2 separate regions of the Homo sapiens genome follow, and region 2 is linked to region 1. A link is a loop called in an ENCODE intact Hi-C map of the cell type or tissue named here. Cell type or tissue: mammary epithelial cell. All regions are shown on one strand. Links, peaks and the distances in the headings refer to the core of each region. The heading gives the core; the rest is flanking DNA.

What was found. A loop is a pair of places that touch in the nucleus more often than their neighbours do. Peaks named below come from ENCODE experiments on the same cell type or tissue, not always from the same donor. Only the 100,000 strongest peaks of a DNase experiment are listed, where the experiment ranks them.
Region 2: a loop joins it to region 1, with 6 times the contacts of the local background. A loop is called at or near these places in 2 of 110 quality-filtered maps.

What each region holds. Positions count from the first base shown.
Region 1 is chr3:8,969,941-8,972,858 of GRCh38, reverse strand. No RefSeq gene overlaps it. Among named protein-coding and RNA genes, the nearest start is that of RAD18, 7.9 kb to the right of the region's middle. RefSeq lists a silencer at 1,560-1,854. In mammary epithelial cell, for the core only: a CTCF peak has its summit at 1,693 (motif pointing left); no DNase peak of the experiment used is centred there.
Region 2 is chr3:9,168,035-9,170,952 of GRCh38, reverse strand. All of the region lies in intron 1 of SRGAP3 (SLIT-ROBO Rho GTPase activating protein 3), which reads left to right. Among named protein-coding and RNA genes, the nearest start is that of SRGAP3-AS2, 23 kb to the left of the region's middle. RefSeq lists an enhancer at 2,836-2,885. In mammary epithelial cell, for the core only: no CTCF peak of the experiment used is centred there; DNase peaks (open chromatin) are centred at 1,412 and 2,512; H3K27ac peaks cover 2,500 bases.

The sequences.
Region 1 (2,918 bases), core at 198-2,697:
AGCTACCCCAGTAGAAAAAACTGTCTCTCTTTCCCAGTGAATGAGTCAGAGTCCCAGGATTGCCTCTGATTGGCCTAGCTTGAGTCACATGCTTACCATGAACCAATCACTCAGTGGAGGGTGGGTCTTACTGTCATTGACCAGATCTGGCTACTTGCCCAGTCTTGAGCTAGATTTGGGATTAGCCTTGCCTGACCACATGGTTGAGAGTAGATTAAGGGCTGTTTCCCAAAATGAATAGATGAGTTCTATTATTGGAAGGATGATGCTGGGGCCAGGTGTGGTGGCTCAATCCTGTAATCCCAGCACTTTGGGAGGTAGGGAGGGAGGTTCACTTGAGGGTAGGAGTTTGAGACCAACCTGGGTAACATAGTGAGACTCTGTCACTACAGACACACACACACACACACACACACACACACACACACACACACACACACACACACAATGAGGCAGGCATGGTGGCGTGAGCCTGTAATTCCTGCTACTTGGGAGGCTGAGGTAGGAGGATCTCACTTGAGCCCAGGAGTTTGAGGCTGCAGTGAGCTGTGATCACACCACTGCCCTCTAGTCTGGGCAACAGAGTGCGATCCTGCCTCTTGAAAGAAAGAACAAAGATGCTGAGCAGGCAAAGCCCAGAGAGCTTATCAAGAGCTCCAGTCTCCAGAGGACACTCTTGAGAAACACATTCATAGCATGGACATTCTCGCATCCCTTCCCCAGGTCCACAGGCCCCTGTCGACTGCAGGATCACACCCCTGTCTCCAGGTAAATGCTTTGTCTTTCCACAGCACCCATCCCCAAAAAGGAGTACAGCCACCCTGGTGGATATGAATGAGGACTCCAAGGCTAGGCTGCCTGGGTTTAAATCCCAGCTTCCCTCCTTTCTCACTGAAAGACCTCGGGAAAGTGAACACTTCAGTTCTCATTTCTAAAGTAGGGACAGTAACAGCCCTGCCTTGTAGGCTTGCTGTTGGGACAGCATCTGACACAGAGAAACCCCCAATAAATGTAGCTGCTATAGTTGTGATCTTGCCTTTTGGAGAGTCTTGATTCCAGTGCCCCAGTCCCAAAGCTGCATTCACCATTTTCTCCATATAGACAGGTAAATATGTTCATCTTGAGCACTTACTATGTGCTAGGCACTGTTTTAAGCAATTTTTCATAGACAGTCTCATTCTCTTGCAACAGACAGCTATAAGATATAAACTATTATTAGTCCTGTGAGGTTCAGAGAGGTAAAGTAATTTTCCCAAGATCACAGTAGTAAGTGGTAAACCCCAATGCATGCAGATCAACTCACACAACATGAGTGGCCAGCTACCTCCATTCCCCACATTAATTTCTTTGTTTCCAACATGTCTGGCCAAGGTCTCCATTTCCAGTGATGCCAAACACAGAGATACCTGTGTTTCTGGTAGACCCAGCAGGACAGAGGTTCCTGGTCACCATCCCTTCCTTGGCCTCCAGATACAGACATAATATATGTGGCTGCAGGATCCCAGATCGGGTGAATTCGACATTTTGTCCCCTATAGGCCCAGCACAGGCCCCTGCACATAGTGCTTACTAAATGATGGGTTAGAAGAAAAGATGAGAAGTAAATAAATTACGCATGAGTGGGATGATCGCCTATCTGCATTTCCCTCTCAAAGCGCGAGCCCACATCCAGCCTGATACTCTGCTGCCCTCATGTGGTCATTTGTAAGATGGCAGGCAGGGTAAGCAGCCTCTAATTTTTGTTATCAAAATTTTCAGATTTACAGAATGCAGAGAATAGCACAGTTAACCCATTATGTCTATCATCTAGTTTTAAAAATTATTCACATTTTTATGAGTTTGCTTTACCTCTGTTTTTGAATTTCAAAAAAATCGCTAACACCATGACATTTTACCCTGAAACATATCAGTATATGTCTCTAAAAATGACATTTTCCTGCATAATGATGACAATCTCATGATCACACTGAATAAAACTAATGACAATTTCTCAATAACATGTTACCTAATCCATATTCCATTTTCCTTGATTGTTCCAAAAATGTCATTTAAAAGTTGCTTTGTTCAAATCAGCATCCCGTCTAATGAGTATTGTCTCTTAATTTTTCTAGAGTATGCCCCGTCATGACTGGCTGAGCTTGTTTTCTGGTGAAATGCCCCACAACCAGCATTTGCCTGACTGCTTCCTTGAGTTGTCAGTTCACTGGTTGCTGTCCTCCCCTGTATGTTTTTTTATTTTATTCTATTTATTTTTTTGAGATAGGGTGTCATTCCATCGCCCAGGCTGGAGTGCAGTGGTGCAATCACGGCTCAATGCAACCTTGCCTTTCTGGACTTAGATGATTTTCCCACCTCAGCCTCCTGAGTAGCCAGGACTACAGGTGTGCACCACCATCCCTGATTAATTTTTTGTATTTTTTTTTTTTCTTTTGGTAGAGACTGGGGTGGGGGCTGAATCTCACTACGTTGCCCAGGCTGGTCTCAAACTCCTGGGATCATACTTGGCCTTCCAAAGTGCTGAGATTACAGGCGTGAGCCACCCTGCCTGATCCTACTCTGTATGTCTTTTAAATGGCAAGTTGGATCTACACCTTTGATTAGATTCAGTTTCACCATTTTTGGAGAGTACACTTCCTAGGTGACGTGCACTTCATATTACATCACATCAGGAGGTACCCACTGCTTGGTGCCCACTTTTAGGATCAAAAAACTTGATGAATAAGTTCAGGTGGGTTCATCCTCATCTTTCTCTGTGAGTAACAAGTGAACTTGTTGGCCTGATAATTTGGGGACCTGATACATATCCAGTTCCCCAAGAACCACTCTCAGAACTGTTTTATCACCCATTGGTGATCATTGCTTGAAACAATAATATTTCATTAGAATCTGCAAAATGGTGAGTTTCTAATTTTATCATTT
Region 2 (2,918 bases), core at 112-2,611, 200 kb before region 1:
TGAATCCCATGGCCTTGCTCTGCCAGCAGGCTGGAGCGTGAGGACACTGTGTGACCCAGGCCTCTTCATGGCTCCCCCAGCGCTGAGACAGTGCTCATTACACACCAGCAAGTGAAGGGCTTGGGGGAGAGGAGCAGTGCTGAGCTGTGGCGTCCGAGGCCTGAGGGCAGGTATCTGTGGTGTGTGACCTGGGCATGTGCCCTCACCTCCTTGGGCCTCAGACCCACGCTTGTGAAGTAGCTCCATAAGAGCATCTGCCTCGCTGGGCGAAGGTGCAGAGGAAAGGGTATGCTGGGAGTATTTTGCAATGGTTGATTTCAGCATCATTCACAATCAGAACCACCGGGAATGTCCATGAGTCTTCAGGGACTGTGTGCTAAAACCTTCTCCCCATTTGGAGCCATGAAGACCATTTGAGTGCGACTTCCTAAAAAGCAGCCCACCTCTGCTCAGGTCGCCTCTCTTCTGTTGTGTGAGAGTGTGAGTCACATTCTTTTGCTGCTGGAGAGTTTCTTTCCCCTGGAACCCTCTTGCCCCCACCCCGCTGCTCCCCGCACTACTACTCCGAGGCTGTCATGTGAGTGTTTTCCACGTAAAAAAACACAGAAAGTTCATTCAAGCCAAATACTAAGACAATGTTACCAAGTCTCAAGTGTATGGAGTTCATTGCACTGACGTGATGCAGGGCTTCGGCAGGCTCAAAAACTTCCCAAGTGTCAAAGAGTTTTGGTTTGTAGATTTGAGAGGTGTGAGACTGGGGGCGGTTTCTTCTACGGACATTCACCCACACATCCCACACACCAGCACTGTCTAAACGGCAGTGATCAAATCTTCTATCATTTCATCTGTGCTTCCTGTGGGGCGGTGTCAGGTGCTTTACATAGATTAAATCTTCATTTTGTCCTCTTAACAAATGTCAACACAGGCTTGTCTGACTTTAAAGTCCAGGCTGTAAGCAGTTAGGTGTACTGTCTCCCAGTTGGAAGAAACTCCAACCCAGCCCCCTTCATTTTACAGGAGAGGAAACTGAGGCTCAGGAAAGGGGACCATGACTTGCCTAGAAAGTGGGGCAGGAACCCAGGAACCCTGACTTCCAAGGCTTTTCCCCCCTAACCCATCCTCCCCTTCAGAAAGCACTGATCCCCTTCCTTCTGTACCAGAGGGAACTCCAATTTAGTGATTCTCTAGCAAGCAATAACATTCCAGGTCCTGGAGTAACCTGAGAAATGTGGTATTGGTTAATTCAAAGCCATTGTCAACTTCACAAGGTGTTGGCCTAATTGATGCCAAGTATGGCTACTTTGAGTTTCCCAAGTGTTGAGACTCATAAGTTTGGCACTGGAGGGAATTATTTACTCACTTATTGTGCATTTCAGCTTAGCAGAAATTCATAATTAGTAGTTAATAGTGTGGGAACTTCTCACTGTTCCTGGAACATGCAATGACATGTAACTCCTCTACCTTTGTACATACTGTTCTCAAAGCCTTGAATAGTCTTCCTCCCACGCCCACCTTTTCTTTGCTGCTTGAATTCCTACTCACCCATCAAGAGCAGTTTTCTCACTCATGTCCTGCTACCCCACCTCCAACCCTGGACATAAACAGATATAATGTTTTTACAATCTGCCTCTCCCACCAGACTGTCAACTCCACAAGGGCAGGGGCTATGTCTCATATATAATGATTATAATCATACTTACAAAGTGCTTCTTTGCAGTCAGGTTCTGTGCTAAGCACTTCCTGTGCATTATTTTATTTCATGCTCCCCAATATTGTAAGATAGATACTATTACTATCCTCATTTCCTAGATGAACAGATAGATCCACAGAGAGGCTCAGAAACTTGCCCAGGGTTACACAATAGCTGAACGAGCCGGGATTGAAATCAGTGCTACCATGTACAGTTGTGCTGGCCATGCACTGCACAAGGGTCCACAAGGGTGGAAGGATCAGTTGAGTCTGAAATCTTGCTCTCACCTGGGTGCAGAGCTGTGACTGTTGGGAGGAAGGGACACCTTTCTCTAACTCCTGGAGAGGCACCACAGGGTCTGGCTCCAGGGTTCATGCTCCTAACCACTGTAACATATCAGAATATAAATATGCATATTCATGTTGCCACTCTGTGCCAGTCTGGCTGAGTAGGGGCCCAAAAAATGAATGAATGAGAGATTATGAATCAATAGGTTTTTCCTTTTTCTCCCTTCTCTCTTTCCTCATATCTGCAGGACCAGTTTGTTACTTAACAGCTTACTTGGTTTAAGAAACACATCTTTTAGTTGGCTTGCCTCCAAGCACGTACGAAAAGATGGCTGAAAACCCAGAAAGAGGTCTCCATTTGGAATGTCTTTTATTCTAAGTAATTTCATTCTGCCACCTTTGGGCTTTTGAAAGTTGTTAAGCGGATGTTAAAAAGCGCAGGTGAATGGAAACAAAGGATTCATTCTGAAACCAGCTGCAGGAACTGCACATCCTGCTCATGCGTGATGTGCTGGGCCTTGGTTTCAGTGAGGGAGGGCACACGTGCACTAGATTCTCCTGCAGGGCCTCAGCTCCAGTCCTGAGCGGGGTGGGGTTGCTTCTGACCAATCAGGTGACTTCTGAGCACACTTGGAGCAGTTGCTAACAGCAGAGACGATGGTTGGGCTCCTGCCACTGGCAAAAATGGGGCTTTAGGATGAAATGTCTGAGTTTGTCCAGATCCAAGCAAAGGACTGGAGAGGGCCTGGGGCCAGGCTGTCTTTGATGGGCTATTGGGCTAAGTCAAGACTGCATTTTAGACCTCACTTCTGACTTCGTTGCACTCCTGTTGACAAAGACATGCTGCCACTTGCTAGTTATACCCTTGGATGTGTCTCTTAACCTCTCCGGGTTTCCTTTTACTGCCCTGCAGAAGTGGGGAGAGTGTCACCTACCGCATA